Linked DNA regions of Mus musculus: region 2 is linked to region 1. The links are chromatin loops, found by intact Hi-C in ENCODE. Cell type or tissue: left cerebral cortex. All regions are shown on one strand. Each heading gives the region's core, and the rest is flanking DNA. Links, peaks and the distances in the headings are about the cores only.

Region 1 (11,685 bases), core at 1,956-9,955:
CAGGAGTCTACCTGAGTACAGCAGACAGTGGAGCTGAGGCCTGGGCTCACAGCTGGGGCTAGGGGACCTGCTTTTAAAGGATAGTACACAGAGTGTGGTACTACATGTCCATAATCCCAGGGTTTGGGAGATAATGATAGAAGGATCGGAAGTCTAAAGCCAGCCTGGGTCACATGAGACCTTGCTTCTAAAAGGGGAGGGGAGGGGTAGTGTCTTAGTTAGGGTTTTACTGCTGTGAAAAGACATCATGACCAAGGCAAATCTTATAAGGACAACATTTAATTGGGACTGGCTTACAGGTTCAGAAGTTCAGTCCATTATCATCAAGGTAGGAACATGGCAGCATCCAGGCAGAGTCTTAAAGCCCACACCCACAGTGGCACACCTATTCCAACAAGGTCACACCTACTGCGACAAGGCCACACCTTCTAATAATGCCATTCCCTGGGCCAAGCATATTCAAACCATGGCAGGTAGTTAGATATCTAAGTTTCTGTTTCTACACTTCCATGTAGATGTCCCAAATCCTCTGTTATCCCAGTGGGGAAGTTTAGGAACTTAGACTCAGTGGCATCAGGTACAAGACAAAGCAAGCCAACCTGGAAGCAAAGCCAGAGTCTGTAGCTCTTTTCTCTGGGGTTGCTCTATGTAGTCATGGTTCAGACATTCCTCACCCACCTCCTGCCAACAGACAGCTGACCTCTGGGCAATGCTGGGTAGAGAGTCACAAACCAGTAATCTCAGCACTTGAGAGCAGAAGCAGGAGGACAGGGAGTTCAAGGCCAACCTCAGCCATCTAACCAATTCAAGTCTAGCCTATGCTTCATGAGACACTGGGTTACAGACAGCACCACTTAGAAATTCTGCAATGAAAAAGTCTACAGAGAAACCCAGCATGGATCAATTCCCATTCCTATCCATTCACAGCACCATCAAACTTGTTTTTGTGTTCTCTCTCTATCTCTCTCTCTAAGACATCTAAGTGAAGAGAAAAACACACACAGAGAGAGAGAGGGAGGGAGGGAGGGAGGGAGAGAGAGAGATGCAAGGAACACTGGTTAATATCCCAGAACCATAAATAGGATGAATCCTTAAAGAATGGGATGTTATTTAAGAGGAACAGATAATAACAGTAGTAGCAATATTTAATGGACATTTATTATGTATCGGAAGTGTGTTTAAGGAACTGGAGAGATGGCTCAGTGGTTAAGTGGCTGGCCTTCCAGAGGACTCAGGTTCAATTCTTAGCACCCACATGGCAGCTCACAACTGTAACTCCAGTTCCAGAGGATCTAGCGCCCTCACACAGACACACATGCAGGCAAAGCACCAATGCATAGAAGTATATTTAGACTCTCTGAATTCTTATACTTTTTTGGTGGGGCGGGGAGCTGGTGTCACACTCACAGAGATCCGCGTGCTAAGATTAAAGGTGTGAACCATCACGCTCAGCTTTAATTCTTAATGTCATGGATTCTGTATGGTTATCTCCCATATCATGTGGTGAGAGAAAAAAACTAAGATACAACAATGAAAAGGAAAGTACTAAAGGTTACAGAACCGGGAAAGAACAGATCTGAAAGCTAAATGGCCAGTTTTAACAGCTTTCTTTTAATGCTTCCCCAGAGAGCCCTCAGGAAAACCCTTGGAACGGCTCAGTGGAACGACAGGAGTGAGCAGACATGGAAAGCAGAGAATAGATCCAAGGAGGCCCGACATCTAAGGGAGAACTGCACAGAGGAGTTGTGTGCAACTGCTTTTAAATAGCACAATAATATTCCCTGATATATGAACCGTCTTCATGTTAAATGGCATGACAACAAATGAGAGGGAGAGGGGGAGAGAGAGAGAGAGGAAAAGAGAAAAATCCCCAAGATGATAATAAAAGCCTAAAAACTGCTCGTTCCAGGGCATCTGAACATCAAGGCAGGAGAAGCATATGGCACAGTCTAACCTCATGATGGACAGGTAGGGGAGGGAGGGTCCTCTTTCCAGCCAGTAGGGATGGTACCTCTCGCTCACACGCCCACATACAGGAAGTATCTCTCTGACAGTGCCTTGGCAAACATACCTAAAGTTTGGCTTTCCTCCTTTCTCGGGCACACCTCCATCCAGCCAAGTTGACAGTCAGGACTAAATATCAACCACTCTAAATGGAGCAATCTGTCTGAAATTTGAGCAAACTCCATTTCCAACCTAACAGTCGGTGTCTAGCCAAACCGTAAATCCGTGTGGCACACAGAATGCATGTGAACGTGCAGTGAGTCATCTGGAGAAGGGAAGGGAGGGCGGGGCGTGAAGAGGGGATAATTATTTCTTCTGTGCACCTCTTGTTCTGTTTGAATGTTTACTTACCGTGTGGTTACATTCAAACCCTTTTAAGGGATGCTACTCAGAAGCTGGACTGGGGGACACTCATCGTGGATGATAAAGCACACGGGTGATTTTCGTGCGGATGACGTCTTGTCCTTCGATACTCTTCTGCCCCATGCCCGGGTGTGCAGGAAGGGAGGTCAGGCCATGTTGGTTTTTAGCTCGGATGGAACTGAGAAGACAAATTAGCAAGACAAGCTCAGGACTCACAGTTAGATCATGTGAGGAAAACCATGAGTAAAGACAGCAGACAGCAGACAGCATGATGCAGTCCTTTGAGTCACTTGGGTGTGGGTCACAGGAGTGACTGGAAGAAGGAAAGTTCCAGAACCCACTTCCCTTACAAATCCTCCTCTGCTGAGACGGTCTGAAAAAAAAAAAAAGAAAGAAAGTGACTGAGGAAGGAGAAGGGGTGAAGTTCAAAGCAGTCACCTTCCGTTTTACCAGCTTTGATAAGAAGGTAAAATAAGAAAGATAGACAGACACTCAGACACTCAATCGAAGCTTTCATATGGATGTGGATTTCAGCCATTGACATCCCTTCAGTCCCTCATTGTCATGGGTCCCTAACTATATCCACTGTCACTCCCAGTAAGTGTTTTTTTTTGAATTCCCGCTTCTGTTCAGATCTCCTCCGACAGTAATAAAAGATTTAGATATGAAAGTGCCTTAACATTTGGAATGAGACCGAGGCTGTAAATAGATATGCTGAGGAAATAAGCCAGGGTAAGATCTGGATCTCTGTAAGTGTCATTCATAGTCAAAGGCAAAGCCTCCCTGGTCTGTGGGTTGACATAGGCATGCACACAGAGGACAGGGATGTGCATGTATGTGTTCCTGCATATGTGAGCCGGAATACACACACATACACACACACACACACACACACAGGATGAAGGAAAATCTCAAGCGTTGCTGTGTTTCTGAGTGGCCTGGTCTTTATGGGCAGGGTGATACCCTTCCTTTGGTCGTTATTTTTTGAGAAATGAGGATAAAACCTCTAGTGTGTGGTGCCACACACTAGAAACCCCAGCCCTTGAAAGGCTAAGGCAGAAAGAATGCCTGAGTGCGAGGCCAAACAAACAACAAAAAAGCTAATTCCTAGATAGCCGGCCAGCTTCCAGTCTGCAGTGGCGAAGCATGCGTGCCAGTCATCTTCCTCCTCCCCACTGCCACACTCTGACAACATGTCAGGATGAAGGGTCTCATGTGCCTGTGCTACGGTCGGCTTGGTGACTTAGGTATACCAAGCGGTCTGACTGTTAATCACAGCTTACAGCATGCCATCCCTTGTCATTTACAGCTGCTAGAATGTCAACCAATTCAAAGGCCAAAGTAGACCCAACCCTGTTTTTGATGTTCCCCCTCTGAGTTCTTAGAGAACTACCGGCCCTCAAATATGGTCATTGCACAGTGTGTGTGATTTGGTGTCTGTGTGTTTCTCTGTCAGGCTGTGGTCTTTTCATAGACAAAAGGGAATCCTCCACCCTTGACAGTGCCTAACACAACAAGAGTGCCACTTCGATTTGTGAACAATGATGTGCTCCTGTCACTCCGCTTTGGATGGCAGCTATGTTGTCAGAGTCCTTGCTGCTTTGTGGCACTCACAGAAACAGGGGATTTGGTATTTGTCTAAGGAAATGTGGTATCGGTCGGTATCCCCGAGTGTGTGATATACAATAATAAAAAGGTGGTGTTCCACACCACTGTCACGATCTCAGGACTGTCTCCCTGTGATTCATATTCTCAGCTATAATCAGAGTATGTCTGACACGTCTTGGCAGACTACCTTGATTCATGGCCTGAATCCATGACAGTGACTTAGATGACCTTCCACACGCCTGCTCTTGTTTAAGGTTCTAGAATCCAAATAACCATCATCTTCCATGATTTTATAGATAGGGTAGATTCTTGGCCTAGAACAGAATCTAAACTTCAAGGCTGAAAGTGCCTGGGGCCTTTAACTGACCTCTCAGCATCAGGGCAGATTTCTGTTGTGCTTTGTTCTTTGGCTTTTAATTATATTTAATGTGTGTGTGTGTGTGTGTGTGTGTGTGTGTGTGTGTGTGTGCTTGGGAAGATCAGAAGAGTTCTCTTGAAGCTGAAGTTATAGGTGCTGGTGAGCACCTGATGTGGATGCTGGGACCCAAATGTTGATTGTCATAACTGAGCAGCAACTGTTCTTAACTGATAAGCCAGTTCTCCAGCCAATGCTTTGGTCTTTTGTTGGTTGGTTGGTTGGTTGGTTAGTTGGTTGGTTTGGTTTGGTTGGAAAAGTTTACCTTTACTCTAAGCAATCCTCTTACCCCTACCTTCCAAATGTAGGCACTACATGCATGTGGCTCTGGCACAAGTTGTGGGTTTTATTGTTGTTGTTTGTTTGGTGTTGAGACACAGGGTTTCTCTGTGTAGCCCTTACTGTCCTGGGACTCACTCTGTAGACCAGGCTGTCCTTGAACTCACAGAGATCTGTCTCTGCCTCTGTGTCCCCAATGCAGGGATTGGCTTGTGCCACTGCCATCCATCTGGCTTGGGACAGGTTTTAGTCTTTTCCCTTTTTGTTTTTATGTCACATCTACTGAGTAACTTGTTTTGTTTTGTTTTTTTCTTATAATATATTCTGCAATTAAAATAAATATTTTTGGTCTTAGACAAACAAAGCAAACATCTGTTTTAGTTACAGAGAGTGAAATATTAATCTTGAGATGTTAAAATTCATTAAAACCAGGGGCTGGGGATATAGCTCAGTCTACGAGCACTGGCTGCTCGCTCGTACGGAGGACATAGCTTTGGTTCCCAGCACCCACACTGTGACTTGCAAATGCCTTAACTCTAGTTCCAGGGGACCCAGCACCCTCTTCTACGGCCTCCAAGTGAGCATGTGATAGATACATGTGATACATACTTACAGACAAAACACACAAAAACACAATTTCTTTTTTTATTTTAAAGTTATTAAAACACTGCTAATTCCCATTTCCTGGATAAATTTCCTCTGAAAGCCCTGCTATTTCCTAAGGTTTTCATTTGTTGCATGGGCCCTTGGGAATTAAGTGTGTGCAGTTTTAACACAAGACACCACATGCAGCAAAGTGCTGATCAAGCCTAAGCCCAGGAGAGTCTATAATTCTTTGTCAGTTATGAGCTTTGTTAGGAGAAACCAAGGTTGGCTATTTGTTAATTCTCCCTGAGTGAATTCTGCCCCCTTGTGGATTAAAACATCTACAGAGCAGAAAGGAGCACTGTAACCCTATAGATAAGTTCCTTTCCAGTCTTTCCAAGAACACTGGGAAAGTGAAGGACACAAGGAAACAAAACTAGACCCTTAGTGTAAACCGTAAGAGCTCAGAATGGTGACGAAACACACCAGCATGCAAGAGTACGTGTTTTTCTGTACTTTATACTCTTCATGGCATAAATTTGCTGAGTATATATTCTTCATAATGGCAAATGCTTTGAACATTCAGTTTAATGTTAACGTAGGAGGCTCCCCTTTGCAGCCTCTGACTAACCCTAGGTGGATGAGAACTTTCCTGAATTCCGCAGCTCGTTCTGCTGTCAGGCAGCACTGCTAACAAGTCTATCAACATATTACCTGCAGACTCTGGGTGTAGCTCAGTGGCACAGTGCTTGCTCAGCATGTGCCAGGCCCTGGGTTCGTTCCCCAGCACTGCAAAACAAAAGCCCCGCAACACCGACAAATGAGCCCCAGATATTGTTAATGTCTCTTAAAAGGGAACCACATGATTCATTCCGTTATCTGTGATACATACGGGAAGATGCTGGAGATCTCCCAATGTATCATTTTATGGTTGAATCACTTAGGCCATAGGGCTATAATCCTGCCCCAAAGAACAATCCCCAACTGGCCAATGAGGTGACTGGTTTTTTTGGTTTTTTTTTTTTTTTTAATCTAAAGAAGCCCTTTTTCCCATATGAAGAATTCACAAATATAAATGGCACATCAAGTTTTTATTTTAAAAGATCATGATGGGGCCGAAGAGATGGCTCAGTGGATAAAGTGCTTGCCATTCAAATGTGAGGATCTGAGTTCAGTCCCTAGCAGTCATGAAAAACACAAACCAACAAAGCTGGGTACAATGGCATACACACTCTTGTAATTCCAGGGCTGGAGAGGTAGAAACAGGCAGGTACCTCAGGGTTATTAAACTGCCAATCTAGCCTACTGGGTGAGTTCCGGGCCAGTGAGAGACACTGGGGGAAAAAGAAAAAGGGTTGATTTTCCACTTCCACATCCACTCAAACCCATGAATACCACAGGTACACATACCCCTCCCCCTTGCACACATAGACATAGAAAATCATGTTGAGTATGGTTAAAAAAAAAATTGGTACCCATAGGTACTGGTCCAGAGGAGGTGCCGGTGAAATGTAGCATCGGATAATGTGCCATTGAACTTATAAGGTTCATTTAGCTGCTTTGCTCGTGGACATCCATGAACCCTGACGCCGCAATAAGTTTGGAGGCTAAGAACTCACAAGAGTCTCATTTAACTCTGGTCATGGGCTGGCAGCACCGTAAAGTGGGGGGCGGGGATGTTCACTCAGCTGAGGTTGCAGGCTTTTCACCAAAGTCACTCATCTCTCTCTCTCTGATCTGGAGCCAGGATGTAAGGTGAGCTACAGACAGGTCAGCAAGTCACACACTGATTGACACAAAAGCCATGAGGAGCCCTTCAGACACATCCGGTGCTGCCCCCTGCCTTCCCACACAAGAAGTCCTGTTCATTGTCATTTTGTAAATGTTTTCCCCTCTGGGTTGAAGGATTATGCATGCTGTCCAAGGGACCTACAACTGAGGTCTAGCCTCAGCCATCTTTTCACTCTTTATTTTGACATGGAATTTCACTGAATTGCCCAGTAACTTGCTGGTCTTGTGGTCACACTATTAGTCCAAGCAAACCTTGACAGTGTGAGCTTCCTACTTCAGCTCCCCTTGTCACTGGGATTACAGGCCTGGGCCTCCAAGCCTGGCTCTTTTGCCATCTTTTAAATATTTGGGAAGACAGATGTTAGACTGCCCTGTAGTATTCTGTCCTGCTGACTTTCACCTATAATTGTGCTAACTGTACTTTAGACATGACTCTCCAACTTCATCACTTCCTGCTTACAATCCTCTGACAGCAAATTTCTATTGTTTTTTCCATCAAAGCCTCATCCAGCTTTTAATGCCTAGCACTGCACATAGCTGTGCTTAATGTAACGGCTTGGCTCCTATAAAATGCAGTGGGCTGTCACTCCTGTGTCTGCAACATCATACTGCCAGGAGTGCAGCCTTGCGCTTAAATTCACAGTCATATCAACCAGTGGTCCATTAAACTCTTATTTGATTCCAGGTTCCGACCCTGTACTTGTGTCTGGATGTAACTCCCAACATATCTCTATCAAAGTTCTCTTTCTGTTTGGCTCAGACTCCCAGCTGGCAAGACAATTATGTATCTACCTCCAGAGTGCCCAATGAGATTAACTTGTCTACCTAGCTTGGTGCATACATAGTTAATAGAAATGATCTGTTTCCCACTGTACTGGGGTGCGGGGAGGGTGACCAGACGGGAGCTATCTCCATGGTGCTTCCTATAAACCACATGGCTTCAGTTTTTGCTAAACAGAACGGATAGCATCAGTTCACTCTGTAGTCACTGGCCTCACTTGGGACGAGGCTTTGGAAGGAGCTGAGTTAGTTAACTGTTAAAGTAATTGAAGGTAGCCAGGCGTGGTGGCGCATGCCTTTAATCCCAGCACTCAGGAGGCAGAGGCAGGCAGATTTCTGAGTTCAAGGCCAGCCTGGTCTACAAAGTGAGTTCCAGGACAGCCAGAGCTATACAGAGAAATCCTGTCTCGAAAAACCAAAAAAAAAAAAAAAATTGAAGGTATCATTAACCATCAGCTGTCTGAGGGCCATAGGGGACATGAGGCCCACGTCTTTGTATTCCTAGTGCCATCTGCACTTGGTAAGTAAAGAGAACACTGGAAGTTCTTAATGTGGGCAGCCACATTAAATCACATAATAGCCAGCCTGTCACAGAGCGGGGAAAGGGTGAGTCCTCATCCCTTCTTTCTTTCCTCCCTTTTTGAGACATACATTCACTGTGTAGCCTTAATTGACCTGGAATTCATTGTATAGGCAAGGCTACCTTCAAACTCAGAGATCCACCTGTCTCTGCCTCCAATGCTGGGATTAAAGGTGGCCACTGCCACACCTGACATGAGCTTTGGCTTTGATCAGCCTTTGTTTCATCTGAAAACTTAAGTGCTGGGGTGCAGGAATCACCTCACAAACCATACAGTGACAGTCAGAAAGGGATAGTTTACTGGGCATACACCCCAAATTCGGGAATTGAACCATGACACTGAGTTAGGATTCTATAGGGTTTTTTAAGCCCCAAATCCACAAATATCTATGCCAAGTTATTTCACCAATCAGGATTTAGGGATAGGGGATTTCCTAAGGAACTTGTCTTAGTTGTATGTTTATCCTGTTTCCATTGGTTGGGTATTGAACTGTGGCAGGGGACTTGCCTTGTCTAATATTCATGTCCTAACTTGACATGAATCAAGGGCGGGGCTTGCCTTGTCTAACATTCATATTTTAACTTGTCTACCAGGATGGGACTTGTCTAACATTCATGTAATTAACTTGCCAACCAGGATGGCAGTTACCCACATACATGTCTCTTTCTGCCAAGTAGGATGTCAGTTCCCAGGGAAGTCTTGAGAATTTAAACTTTACTCGACCACTACTCAAAATGAAAATCTTACTCCAAATAATTTCTTAAATTAGTGCAGGTGTCTCTCTTATATTGGGGTCCATCCTAGGGGCAGCTTATATCATAAAAGCTTATACACAGCTGCAGGAAGAGCTGTTGGGGAGTTGGTTCAGGTCCAAGCTTATTACAGGTAACGATACAAAACAGTTCTACTGTCTTCTATCAGGATCGGTTTCCAAGGGCTCAGAACGTAACAGAATATGTACTCAATCTTGGCATTAGAGGGTTTCTTAGTAACAGCAGAAACATATGAGAAAATTTCCTTATAAAGGCAGGCTAGCCAGGTAACAGTTACCCAGGCCTTAACATTTTATCTAGGCCATAACATTCCACCTAAGACCTAATATTTTACCTAAATCCTAATACTTAGGGCTAGGGATGTAGTTCCGTGGTTAAGTATTTGCCCAACATGTACAAGGCCCAGGGCTTTGAGCCTCAGCCCTACAGTAACAAATCACAGAGGAAAAACCTATCCCCAAAGCCAGGTGTGGTGGCGCACGCCCTTAATCCCAGCACTTGGGAGGCAGAGGCAGGCGGATTTCTGAGTCCGAGGCCAGCCTGCTCTACAAAGTGAGTTCCAGGACAGCCAGGGCTACACAGAGAAACCTTGTCTTGAAAAACCAAAACCAAAAACAAAAAACAAAACAAAACAACAACAACAATAACAAAAACCTATCCCCATTATTGTTTCCGTCAATACTGGGCTCTCATTACTCATATTCTATTATTCCCCTCTCCCTCTCCTCCTTTCCTCTTTTTGTCCCCTTCACCATCTTCCTGTCACCTTCTCCTTATCCCCAACCCCTCCTTTCTTTTCTTCTTCCTATCGTTTACTTAAAACCCAGCCTAGGGTGTGGAGCTAAATCCCTGCGACCCATCTCCTGACTAAAGCCTAGTCCTTGTGGCCACCCCACTATTTCAGAGACTCCTGGAACAAATGTCCTCTCAGGGGGACACCATCCCAGTTTCCAGATGTTTGAAATTCCGCTGGCCTCATTCCTTTAGCTTTTGGCTTTGTCTAAATACCAAATATGTTTGCATTAAAGAAGTCGCTGAAATAGGTCTGGTCTGGTGGTTAGCAACACATAGCCTATGTAGTTTTTTTCTCTCCTCTGAAGACCTTCATATGGAGATCCCGGAATGGGCTGGGTCCAAGGCTTAGAAGGAAACATATGCTGGGTAGAAAAGGAACCTCACTAGCTGTCAGTGAAGCTGGCAAGAGAGGCCACGTTCTCCCTCAGCTCCAGGTGCTCCCCCAGCTCCAGGTGCTCCCCCAGCTCCAGATGCTCCCCCAGCTCCAGGTGCTCCCCCAGCTCCAGGTGCTCCCCCAGCTCCAGGTGTTCCCCCAGCTCCAGATGCTCCCCCAGCTCCAGGTGCTCCCCCAGCTCCAGATGCTCCCCCAGCTCCAGGTGCTCCCCCAGCTCCAGATGCTCCCTCCACCTGGTGTGTTCTCCCTTCCCTCCAATCTGCAGCCACAGCATGCCTGACTCCCCAGAACACCTCACAATCCTGGTTTGCCTCCTTGTGCCTGTTTCTCTTTGTCTTTTACAACACAGTGTGACTGTCGTTAATAATAACCACCGTTTGTTGAGTGGGTGCCTTGTTAGATCTTTTACCCAGGCCATGTACAATCCTTCCAACAACCTTTCTTCGTTTTACAGAGAAGAAAAGGCGTGTTGGGAGTGGGGGTAGTGGTGCATGTCTTTAATCCCAGCACTCAGGAGGCAGAGACAGGCGGATCTCAGAGTCCGAGATCCTTGGTCTTCAAAGCAAGTTCCAGGACAGGCAGAACTTCACAGAGAAACCCTGTCTACAAATAAACAAACAAAAAACAAAAACAAGCAGAGAAGAAAAGGCTGAGAGAGGTCAGGAGACTGTCTAAATCCGGGTCCATGGTGCCTCATGAAATGTATACAGTGTTCCAGAAAGTGTGAATGCCTCACTCATGCATACACATACACCCCCACACCCCACAGGACTCTACAACTTGGCTTGAGTCACTGTGTGTCTTAATTTTTTTAAAGATTTATTTATTATGTATACATGTATGCCTGCAAGCCAGAAGAGGGGACCTGACCCCATTACAGATAGTTGTGAGCGACCATGTGGTTGTTGGGATTTGAACTCAGAGCCATCTCACCAGCCCGTGTCTTAATTCTTGATCTATACAATGAAATACGGCTTTTCCCTTTGTTTTTGTTCATTCTCTGTGTTTTGCTTTTAGACAGGATAAGTCAGTGTAGCCCAGGCTAACTTTGAAGTCACAGTATTCACAGCTTTTTCCCTGCTTCAGGCTTGCAAATATCCGAATGACTTTACTTTCTAATACCTTACTTTCTTACGTATATCCGATGCATCCATTCTCCTGAGGCTTACTGGAGCATTCTGGGTAAAGCAAAATATGGGGAAACTCCTCCCACTCAAGGTTAGTGAATACTAAATGTCCCCTAACCATTGAAAAATGTTCTCACTCAATGGAAGAAAGGGAGGCTACATCTGTGTCGCCCACTAGAGGGCACTGTAC
Region 2 (11,685 bases), core at 2,387-10,386, 130 kb before region 1:
CCCTCTTTCTGTCTCCAAGGCACTACATGCATGGGTACTCGTGCATACATGCAGGCAAAACAATCATACAATCGTACATACATACATACATACATACATACATACATACATACATACATACATACATACATACATATATACGTAGCCAGTGACTGTGGATATCATTGGTCAAACATATTTATGGATGCATTTGCTTTGTATAGATTATTTCGCTGGGATATCCACAACTCCTCGTGGCAGTGCTTTTAATGAGTGGATTTTTAAATGGTGCCTCGGTGTTTTTATAGATGAGAAGCAGAGGTACAAGAAGTTGAAAGCAACGTCACAGGCCAGTACATCACAGGATTTGAGTACAGCATCCTCACCACTGAGGCCAAGAGACTGGCCACAACCCCTGCCTTCACTTTCTCACATCACCATCCAGTTAACTGATGCGTGCGTGCAAAGCATATAGAATCAACTCTCCACACTTGTCCAATCAAACATGTCTCTGGGTTTCTCCCCACACACTTAATGACAATTTGCATTCTAATACGTTCACTGAATCCTCATGGCATCATCTACAGTTTTCTTTCATCGGTGTCTTGTGTCCTCACTATTTCCAGTTAGCATGAATAACATTAAAATGAACTTCTTGGGGCCTCCAGCTTGGCTTTTAAGACTAGGCGTTTCCTTAGGATAAATTCCTCGGAGTGGGGTTTAGCGCCTCTTTTATTGCTTCTCGAAATATTGCACTAATGTATAGTACTACCAGAAGCTAATCTGTAGGCTAATGTCCTTGGTTACTCGCTGAAATTTGCCTAGTGGAGCCTTTCAAAGGCAAATGCAGTGAGTGGAGTGCTGTTGTGGTTATGATTATGGTGAACTCAGAATCACTGTGGGCATCTCACTGCCAGGGTGAGCCACCTCACACTCCTCTGTTCCCTTCCCCACCTGCTTCAGTGTCTCACCTGGAACCATGGCCGACTCCTATTGTGTTACAGGACTCGCAAAGGTACATTATTCAGATACTGACTGCTAACACTAAAATTGCCCGTTCTATTGCCTTTTCAATTTTGACATCCTTCTCACTTTAATTAACAAATTCTTATGGAATTTGGACTCTCATTCCCCAACGCTGCCCCATCATTGGCCTCCACTTCACCAGTCTTCCTTCCAAATGTGATGCCCATGGCTGCTTTCCTTCATTTTAATTGAGACTTTTTTTTCATACAGTATATTTTAATGATGGTTTCTCCTCTGCCCGCTTCTCCCAGCTCCTTCCCATCTCCCTACCCACCCAACTCTATGTTCTGTCTCTCTTTTTCAAATAAATAAATAAACAAATAAAACAAGAGAGAAACAAAACCAAAAACTCAAAACAAACAAGCAAAAGACAAAACAAAAAGGCCCAAACAAAGCAAAATTAAACAAAAGTCCACAAAAAAAAAAAAAAAAAAAAAAAAAAAACACTGATTTGGTTCTCTGTTGGCCAGCTACTCCTGAGCATGGAGCCTACCCTACTGGTGAAAACTGATTTTCCCTTGCCAGTAGGTATCCATTGTAGGTTGCTTCTTTGTGAGCAGCAGAACCCTGTGCCCACTTCCCACTCCTGGTGCTGACACCCCACCTAACTTGAACCTGTGCTGGTCCTGTGTGTGCTGTCACAGCTCAATGAGTTCTGTTGTGTCAGGAAGACTCTCTTTCCTTGGAGTCACACATCACCTCTGGGTCTTATATAATCTTTCCTCCTCCTCTCCTGCCTAGATGACTGAGCTTTAGGGGGAGGAGCTTGGGAAAGACATCCCATTTAGGGTTGAGTGCTCCAAAGTCACTCACTCCCTGCACATCGTCCAGTTGCCCACCCCCACACATTTTAATGCCAATCAATGTGTTGGTTCTGTCCCTTGTTTTGCTGCCCCATACTCTGGCTTCACTGTGGGGCTCCTGCTGTGCCTTGAATAGAAAATGTTCCCACGGGGTCAAGTGTTTGACCTCTTGGAACCCAGTAAGTAGTGTTGTAAGACTCTGACGAGCCTTAGCTACTGGGAAAACCTCTGAGTGAACCATGCAGGGCCTAGGATCAATGCAAAAGCAAGAGGAATTTATTGTTTTAGCATGCTGGGGTTGTTCTGCACCCGAAGGAGAGGCAGCAACCCCTGGTGGCCGTTAGTGCGAGTTTTTATACAGTTTCCAGGGGCAGAATAGAGCATCAGCAACTAGGCACAATATGATTGGCAGAACAGTGCTTCCTTTAAACTGGTCTTTAGGGAATGAGGTAGTGGGGGGGGGGGGGTTAAATCAACCTCTCCCTTATGGCCTACGTATTCCAGGAGGGAAGGGGTGCCTGGTGGAATTTTCCAACAGTTTTTAGTTAGTTGACCTCTTCAGTGTTATTTCAGAAGGTCACAGAACCCTCAAGAAGTAGGATCCTCACTGGAGGAAATGAGTCACTGTGGGAAGGCCTTGAGGCTTTAGGTCTGCTGTGTGACACCTCTCTCATGTTTCTGCCATGACGGCTTCCTGGCCTTAAAGAACTCAAACTATAACCAAAATAAGTCCTTCCTTTCTTAAGATGTTTCTTGGCAGCTGTTTGTCGTAGCAACAAGAAAACAACTGACACAACCTCCTTCCTGCTCCGATGCCTCCTACACACAGCTGCTGGATTAGACTTCATGACCCATGGCCTCGCATCATGTCCTTCCAGATCAATACCAGTTCTCAGTAGCCTAGGGAATGACACTCAGACACTGCCATGTGGCACACTCCAAACTGTGAAACACACACAAACACACACACACACACACACACACACACACACACACACACACACACACACATCCTTACTGCCTGCCCATTGGTCCTTCCTATGGTCCCCCGGATACTTCAGCTCTCCTTGCAACACAGTCATCCCAGGTAGAACCCAGTGCCTCTGCTGGATGTGATATTCCAAGAAGAAACTTGGCCACAGGCTTTATTCATTTGCACCCACTGCTTTGAATCACTGTTTGGCTCAGAAAGCACTAGAAAATCTCTTACACATCTTTGGAGCCACCAGCTAGTATTACACCAGCTTGTAGCCACTCTCCTGTCTCAGATCTTTGCCAGCTCTCTCACACAACTGCTGGTATGAGCTGTTTCTGCTGCAGATGGACCTCATCCCTGCCAGCTTCCCATGGTCTCTGGGTTCTACCTCAGTTACCCAGTGTGCCTAGCCTTCTGCCCTAGCTTTATGGACCTCCCCGTACAGTCCTACACACAAAAGTTCTCAGGCAACTTTGCGCCACCCAACACATGCTGATGTGTCTGGGGTGCCTCTCAGTTGTTATATATCCTCTCAAGCAGCCTCCGCAGACCTTCACAGATGGCATTAGACTCAAATGATTGACTGCATGATAAAAGTATTTAGGCTTGGGCTCAGACTTGTGCAATGACTTGCCGTTACTAGATAAAGCCTGCTCTAGGGCAGGGATCATGTTTGATCAGCTTGGCTTGCCAAATGCCTGGTTTTGTCTTTGTCTTTGGTTGCTCTGAATGGATGTAAACAAGAGCTGTTCCTCCCTAAGTGGGATGGGCCAAATCTTCTGCCTCACAATCCCACTGGAGAGTGGCAGTATAGAATAGGAAGAGCTAAGGTGAGATGCAAGGAGACTCCTGTCCTAGCCTCCCTTAGCACCTTTAAGGGAAAGGGCCAGAAAGTTCTCTGGGGACCTCTTGGATTTGGGTAGAAAATCAAGAGAAAGAAGGAAAGGGATACTTCCTCACACCCATCACTATAGTAGAGGAGGTCTGAGGCTTTTCTTTAGGATATTCTGCTTTCAGATTTAGTGGAAAAGCGGGAACAAGAGATGTACAGGAAACTACCAGAACTTGAAGTTATCAGGCTAGCGGGATGTCTCAGCAGAAAGACCCTAACCACCAGGCCCAGTGACCTGAGCTCAGTTCTCATGCCCCACGCAGTGGGAGGCAAAAACCCACTCCTGTAATCCATCCTCTGGCCTCTACGTGTATCCTGTGACACACACACATGCGCTCACACACAAGCTTGCACATACACATTGTCACAAATAAATGTATTGAAAGTTTTTAAACCACTTGCCTGCTTTCAAAGGGCAAAACGCTTCCAAATATGTAATGAGTGGTCTTGCCTGGTTGCTCACATAAAAATACAGAAGCAAAAGGGAAACGGGGCCTGAGCCTTAAGAGGCTGGGTGTGCAGAGGGCAGAGCCATAGCTTCCTGAGAACTACAGTGTGCGCATGCACAGCAGGTGCATCTTGCAGCAGAGGCACCTGGCAGCTGGTGCAGGGAGTGTGGGAGATACCCAAATGACCTGCTGCTGCTACTTAAAGAACTGCTGTTGCATCAACAGGGACAGAAATAGCAGGCAACAAGAATGCGAAGATTCTTAACTCCCTCCTCTTGGCTTCCCGTCCTCCTTTGGTGTCCCTGTAACAAAGGAGAAATGAGACCCAGGTTCAGTATCACAAGGCACATCGTAGAATGGTTTATGTGGCAAAGAAAGACAGCAGCTGTTTAGCTAGGGTTTTTCTTTCATTCACAGAGCCTCATAAAAGTAGCTTACCATGATCAGGAAATCCAGACACACACACTCCAGGCGTTAAGCGTAAAGTTTGATTGACGTGCCTTTCTATAGGTCCCCAGATTATAAGAATCAGTATCTGTAAAGATACTGATACGACTTTTATAAATATCAGGAGAGGAGTGTGTATAACATTACTCTTGTTTTATAGCAAGAGTAACTACTCTCAGCTTATATAAACCCAAATTGACTCATATTTCCTGTGTATTAAGAAGTCTTATATCACCAGATGCTGAACTAAAATGAAAACACATGTGATTAGTTAGAGCCACCTAGGAGACAAACCTCTGTGAGTGTCTATCAGGGAGTGTCAAGATGGGTTAATTGATGTAGAAAGTCTAACTAACTGTAGGCAGCACCACTCCACAGGCCAGGACCCCAGGCAGGGAGTGTCAAGATGGGTTAATTGGTGTAGAAAGCCCACCGTCAGTGTGAGCGGCACCACTCCACAGGCCAGGACGCCAGGCTGCAGATAAAGGAAAAGAGTGAGCCGAGCTGCTGCAGCCTTCAGCATGCTGTTTCCAAGCTTCAGATGCAACAGGCCTCGAACCCCTATCACCAGGACTCCCCCACCATGATGGGTTATACCCTCCCTGCTTTAAATTTCTTTGTTGGTATTTTATCATCACAGTGAGCGAGGAAACATACTACTCTGGCCGGCATATATGTGGAGCTTTATACAGTTAATATTGCTGTTATTGGACTGGGGAGATGGCCCAGTAGGTAAGAGCACTTGCTCTGCAAACATGAGGACCTGAATTCAAATCCCCAGCACCCTGGGCAAGGCAACACATGCTTGTAAACTTAGCATTAAGGGGCAAAGATAGAAAGATTGTAAGAGCTGGCCGGCCAGCCAGACTAAGCAAAATAGTGAGCTTCAGGTTCAGGGACAGACCCTGATTCAACTCAATAAGGCCAAGAGTTATAGAAGAAGACCCCTTATGTCCGGCTCTGGCCCCAAATGCACAGGCTTGAGCATGCATACCCAGACACCATGTGCACGCACCATTCATACATACTACAGACATATACAAATACATGTTATCGGCATTTTTTCTAGTTTCCTGACTTGAACATGAACATCACTGTTGGGAGGTGCTTTGGTTTGGATACACTCTGAGCACGTCTTTCAGTAATATTCAAAAACGGTAGTCTTTCAGGGTCTGGTGATTTCTATGGCCATTCCCTTCCAAAAATCAGTCTCCTTTATCAACCAAGCCCAGTAATGCCAAGATACACCAGAGCCTTGACAGTCGGTGTCACCCTTTTCACTCCTAATTGCGGTGACCAATCATTTTTCCAACTGTACACGTAACAGATCCAGGGTTAAAACCAGGGCAAACCCCACTTCAGATCCTGCTCTGGCTCCCTTGTCCCTCTGTTACGACAACCCCATTTGGTGTGTATTGTAGCAGGAGGAGTCTGTCTCCTTGCTCACACATTCTAGTCTTTCTCTGAGTGAGGAAGTATAGCTAACCAACTGCGTGTTCTCTGCACTTAGTCAGTCACGGCACACTGCAGATGTTCCCCCATCGTTCAGGAGCAGTGCTGAGGAATTATTTCTGAGCAGCCTCTGCCAGGCATGTGGCTGAGAGACACCTGGAGAGAGAAAATAAAATCCATTGACAGAGTGAGTGTTCTGGGGAACGACTGGACTTTCTCATTTTCCTTCTGGGCTGTGGTGTCAACTGAGGACGCTGTCGTGGGAAGATGTGGAAGAAGGGTACGGATGGGTTCCTCAGGAATCAGGGGTCGGAAAGGAGCAGGAGAGCCAGCATTCTTGAGCTATACTAAAATGATCGAAGGTTCCAAACTCACCATCTCAGGTACTTAAATTTTTGCATCAATTTGAAGTAAACGACTGCGCCATACACCTTCTATCACACAAGTAGCTCCAGTGCCTTTGTTTTAAAAAACAAAAAACAAAACAGAACAGAAACACCAGTTTGGGTAGCTAAGAAAGGCGGAGCCCCAGAGCCCAACCCTTAGAAATATGAAGAACCTGCTGGAGCCCACCATGGCCACTAGGTGGCACTAGTACAGAGCTAATTCAGAGGCCAGGTCTCTGCAACCATCCTCCTAAAACCCTCTCCTTTATCAACTTAGGTCAGTAATACGGAGATACACTGGAAACCGGAGCTTGAATCCGGCTGCTCTTATAATCCCATAGCGAGCCTTTTATGTGATTGCTGCATTTATCATTAATAGCGCATTTGCTCTGCATCAGGAGCCTGAATTAGCAGAGGTTTAATAACGGGAAGCAGCCTAATGTTTACACTAAGCTAAGCAAGGTCACCCGGGTATTCAGAGAAATGACCCGAACAGTCTCCCAGCAGGATTAATGTAAATGAAGCATTTCTTTGATTAGCTTTGTTCAGCTGCCCTCCCCTCCCCCGCTTTTAAAATGACCGGTTTCAGAGGATCACAGTTTAATTACATAATCATATAAAATAATATTTAATAAAGCACAGAGCAAACAAGCATAATGAGCAACATTTTCTGGCTATTACCAGCAACTGGAGGCAGCCAGATACAGGCTTAATTCTTTAATCTTGCAGATCCGCTGTTAGGGAAGGATCTGAAACACAATCCACGGGATGGTGAGGGTTAAATGGTGTGTGGACCACAGTGCATAGAACGTGTGCAACAAAAGAAAGCCCCTTTCCTCCTCACCAGTGACAGGGCTTCGCATCAATAATTAAAATGGATGTCTGCACGGCTCCTGTACAAACTACGGCCGGAGAACTTTATTCCTTTGAAATCACTTCACATCCACCCGTCCTTTTCACCTTGCAAGCCTCAGAACATAGCTACTGCTACCGAGGAGATGGGATGGGGAGGGGAATATTTAAAACACATTTTAAGGATAAATGCAGACGTCTACATCTTGAGCTGGCTTGGCCCACGTGGCTCACTTTCCTCAAGATTTGCACATTCAGTTGCCAGCGTTCTTCCTGCTGTGGCTTCATTACCTCCACCCCGGGGGCGGGAGGCTGGGGGCAGGAGGCTGGGGGCGGGAGGGGGGGTGATGGGTGTACAGACGGACGGGGACAGAGGACCGGACTGGAATGTGGGTTGTGTCTGGTTTCAAGTGGGCAGAAACGGAAGGGCGGGATGTGGTTTTGAAATTCAGGAAACCTCTCTCTAGCTCTCCAGGAGGTCAGGATAAATCTTGAGTAATTCATAGTCAGAAATTCAGGTGAGGGAAGGCTTGCCTAGGATGGAGTTTGGCATAAAGGAAAGCAGTTGGCCCGGAATCCGCAGACACAGAAGCTGCATGGCTCCGCTATTGTCGTAAAAGGATGTGTCTGGGTTTTGTTCCAGGTTTCTGGGAGGAAGCTTGTAAAACCCTTGATTTCCCAAGTTCTAGGAGCCCCTGAGTTTGTAGTAATGAGCCGGCTCTGGGTAGTGGCTAGTTCTCACGTAAGCCTACTATGACCAAGAGACCGAGCACAGAGAGGGTGGGGAGCCAGAGACTGAGTGTACCAATTATGCCGGCATATCAAACGCTCCGTAAAAAGCCTGGATGCTGCAGCTTGTTGAGCTTATGGGTTAGTAAACCCAACCATGCAAAGACTAATGGACCATGAGAAAGGACCATACGGGATGCTTTCAGAATCCGCATCATGTCCTTTGCTTGGTCCCAATTTGTATCCTTTAGAAAAAAAAAACCTGGGGCTGGAGAGATGGCTCAGTGGTTAAGAGCACTGACTGTTCTTCCAAAGGTCCTGAGTTCAAATCCCAGCAACTACATGGTGGCTCAAAACCATTCATAATGGGATCTGATGCCCTCTTCTGGAGTGTCTGAAGACAGCTACAGTGTATTTATGTATAATAAATAAATCTTAAAGAAAAAAAAATCCTAAGTACAAAACTTCCTTGAGTTCTGAGAGTTATTCTGACAACTGTATCAAAACTGAAGGGAATTCTGGGAACTGGCTTCACTCTGATTTGACGTCAGTTTGTCAAAAAGAATGTGAGTGAACTACACATCCAGTCTACATCCACTACACTACATAGAGTAACTTCCTGGGGACAGAATCATTAAATTATGAGCTATGTCCTAACTCCAGGTAATTAGCGACAGAATGGATTCCTACTTGAATAGGTATTTACAAATGCTTAGCCTCCGGCAAGTCACTTGCCCACTGAGATTTATCCCTGCACCTTTAACATGAAGCTGGCCGTCATGATTGCTACAGACACGACAAAGAGACAGTGCGAGCAAAGGTGTCAGGGTGCTGTGAAGAGTTCTTCCAACGATGAGAAGAGAAAAGCCACCAACCCAAATCAACATTGCCAAACTAATTAAAGCAAGCAGTTCATTAAAGTATGCTTTTTATTCCTGTACATAGGCTGCCTTCCCCTAAAGTGGGTTCGAGAGATCAGCGCTGAAGTGAAGATAGGTAGGGCTTTTATAGCTATAGGGTAGGACATTTCCAAATGGGGAAGGAAACATGGAAGGGTTACAGGAGCAGAATATAACCGGTGGTCAAAACAAAGTAATCACAATTGGTGGTCATAACAAGGTAGTCGCAGGCAGTCAGAATGTAAGATTTGTGGTAGCTCAAAATGACCACGGTTGTAAAGAGTTAAGTAAGTGTGTTCTTTTCCCAGAATTTGCCTCACTGCAAGGTGTGCCTAGAGATAGTCCTCTGAGTGTATAGAAAAGCCCACACAATGTCTCCAAGCTTATTCACCAAGAGATAGTCCTCTGATTGTAATCACAAACAGGCTTGAACCTCGTTTGTATTTACGATAAGGTGGCTTTTAAGGCCAGAGGTAGGCTGGTTCTTCAAGGTCCCCAGAACCTCAGTCTCCCTATCACCAATGTGGTCTTTTGTTCCTATGCCTCATAGAATTTTAATTAGGACTAGCTGAGGCCATTAATGTGAAACGTTAGAAGAGATCCACCAGAGCTAGAAAGATGGCTCAACAGTTAAGAGCACTTGTTGCTCTTTCAGAGGACCTAAGTTCAATTCCCAACACCCACACGGTGGCTAACAGCCATCTATAACTTCAGTTGCAAGGGATCTAATGCCTTCTTCTGACCTCCACAGACCAGGTGTGCATAAGATATACAAACATTCATAAAATAAGAGTAAAATCATTTTTTAAGTGAAAAGAGAAAAGAAAATACAATATACCATTTCTAATAGTTTACCTTTTATTCTTTTTTCTGTTTTTGTTTCGTTTTTGTTTTTTGTTTTGTTTTGTTTTGTTTTTGAGACAGGGTTTCTCTGTATAGCCCTGGCTGTCCTGGAACTCACTTTGTAGACCAGGCTGGCCTCGAACTCAGAAATCTGCCTGCCTCTGCCTCCCAAGTGCTAGAATTAAAGGCGTGTGCCACGGCGCCCGGCTTATTCTAATTTTTAAATGCATCTACACACACATACACACACACACACAAGTTGGTCATTAGTTTTTATTAAGCACAGAGAGAATTTAATATAGTTAGACCTGGAGCTGAAGAAATAGCTCAATGGTTAAGAACACTTGCTGCTCTTCCAGAGGACCCACATTCAAATCCCAGCACCCATGTGGCAGCTCACAACCATATGCAACTCCAGTCCAGAGGATCCCATGCCTTCTTCTGATCTCCTCAGGCATCAGGCAGGAGCATGATACACATACGCACGTACAGGCAAAACACTTTAACACACAAATAAAGAGCTACATACTAATATTTTAAGTTTTAAAAAGTCAGATTTGAAAGGTCACAAAGTGCCGGGCATGGTGGCACACACCTTTAATCCCAGCACTCAAGAGGCAGAGGCGGTGGATTTCTGAGTTCGAGGCCAGCCTGGTCTACAAAGTGGGTTCCAGGACAGCCAGGGCTATACAGAGAAACCCTGTCTCAAAACAAAACAAAACAAAACAAAACAAAAAACAAACAAAAAGAAAAGAAGAGAAAGGAAAAGAAAAGAAAAGATCACAAAGTGATCAAAGAAATTTGTTTCAGAACCAAGCAAGCCCGAGATCATAACTTCTATCTATATACACAAGTGTTTCAGAAGCCTGGGGTGTGGGTAGGGGTGGGGCTGGAATGGTAGCTTGTGGTGAAGGAGGTCTCAGCAACCTTAGGTATTCAGCAAAGCAAAGCTACCAATATCCCTGTCTCCTTGCCAAACATGAATTCATAAAGTACACATCTGTGACGGGTTTTACAAGATTCTCTCATTTTGTGACAGTGAAAGGAGCCTGTCTCATTCAGAAGTCTGTAACCTTTGCTTTATGCCATGTTTTCATCTTGTGTGTATTGGTTATGTCTTAAACGCTTGGTCTCCAACTTGGTGCTATTGGGAGTTAGTGAACCTTTACGAGGTAAGGCCTGGTGCTGGAGAAATGAATGGCTCAGTGGTTGAGAGCAACTGACTGCTCTTCCAGAGGTTCTGAGTTCAATTCCCAGGAACCACATGGTGGCTCACAACCATCAGTAATGGGATCCAATGCCCTCTTCTGGGGTGTCTGAAAAGAGCTACAGTGTTCTCACATGAAGAAGGAGAAGAAGAAGAAGAAGAAGAAGAAGAAGAAGAAGAAGAAGAAGAAGGAGAAGGAGAAGGAGAAGGAGAAGGAGAAGGAGAAGGAGAAGGAGAAGGAGAAGGAGAAGGAGAAGGAGAAGGAGAAGGAGAAGGAGAAGGAGAAGGAGAAGGAGAAGGAGAAGGAGAAGGAGAAGGAGAAGGAGAAGGAGAAGGAGAAGGAGAAGGAGAAGGAGAAGGAGAAGGAGAAGGAGAAGGAGAAGGAGAAGGAGAAGGAGAAGGAGAAGGAGAAGGAGAAGGAGAAGAAGAGAAGAGAAGGAGAAGGAGAAGGAGAAGGAGAAGGAGAAGGAGAAGGAGAAGGAGAAGGAGAAGGAGAAGGAGAAGGAGAAGGAGAAGGAGAAGGAGAAGGAGAAGGAGAAGGAGAAGAAGAAGAAGAAGAAGAAGAAGAAGAAGAAGAAGAAGAAGAAGAAGAAGAAGAAGAAGAAGAAGAAGAAGAAGAAGAAGCAGCAGCAGCTAAGCCTACTTGTGGGGTGCCTTTAAGTCCCATCACTATGGAGGCAGAAACAGATACTTCGAGGCCAATCATATGAGAGCTGGCCAGAATAAAAGCATCAATCAACAAACA

What was found. Hi-C counts contacts between places; a loop is a spot of excess contacts. Peaks named below come from ENCODE experiments on the same cell type or tissue, not always from the same donor. Only the 100,000 strongest peaks of a DNase experiment are listed, where the experiment ranks them.
Region 2: it touches region 1 in a loop (4-fold over the local background); 19 of 42 quality-filtered maps call a loop at or near these places.

What each region holds. Positions count from the first base shown.
Region 1 is chr9:40,744,863-40,756,547 of GRCm38, forward strand. All of the region lies in intron 1 of Clmp (CXADR-like membrane protein), which reads left to right. Among named protein-coding and RNA genes, the nearest start is that of Hspa8, 51 kb to the right of the region's middle. In left cerebral cortex, for the core only: CTCF peaks have their summits at 4,714, 5,587 (motif pointing left) and 7,088; DNase peaks (open chromatin) are centred at 2,154, 2,552 and 5,576.
Region 2 is chr9:40,609,963-40,621,647 of GRCm38, forward strand. No RefSeq gene overlaps it. Among named protein-coding and RNA genes, the nearest start is that of Gm39319, 51 kb to the right of the region's middle. In left cerebral cortex, for the core only: CTCF peaks have their summits at 6,605 (motif pointing right) and 8,356 (motif pointing left); DNase peaks (open chromatin) are centred at 3,031, 3,267, 4,308, 6,127 and 3 more places; H3K4me3 peaks cover 927 bases; H3K27ac peaks cover 1,528 bases.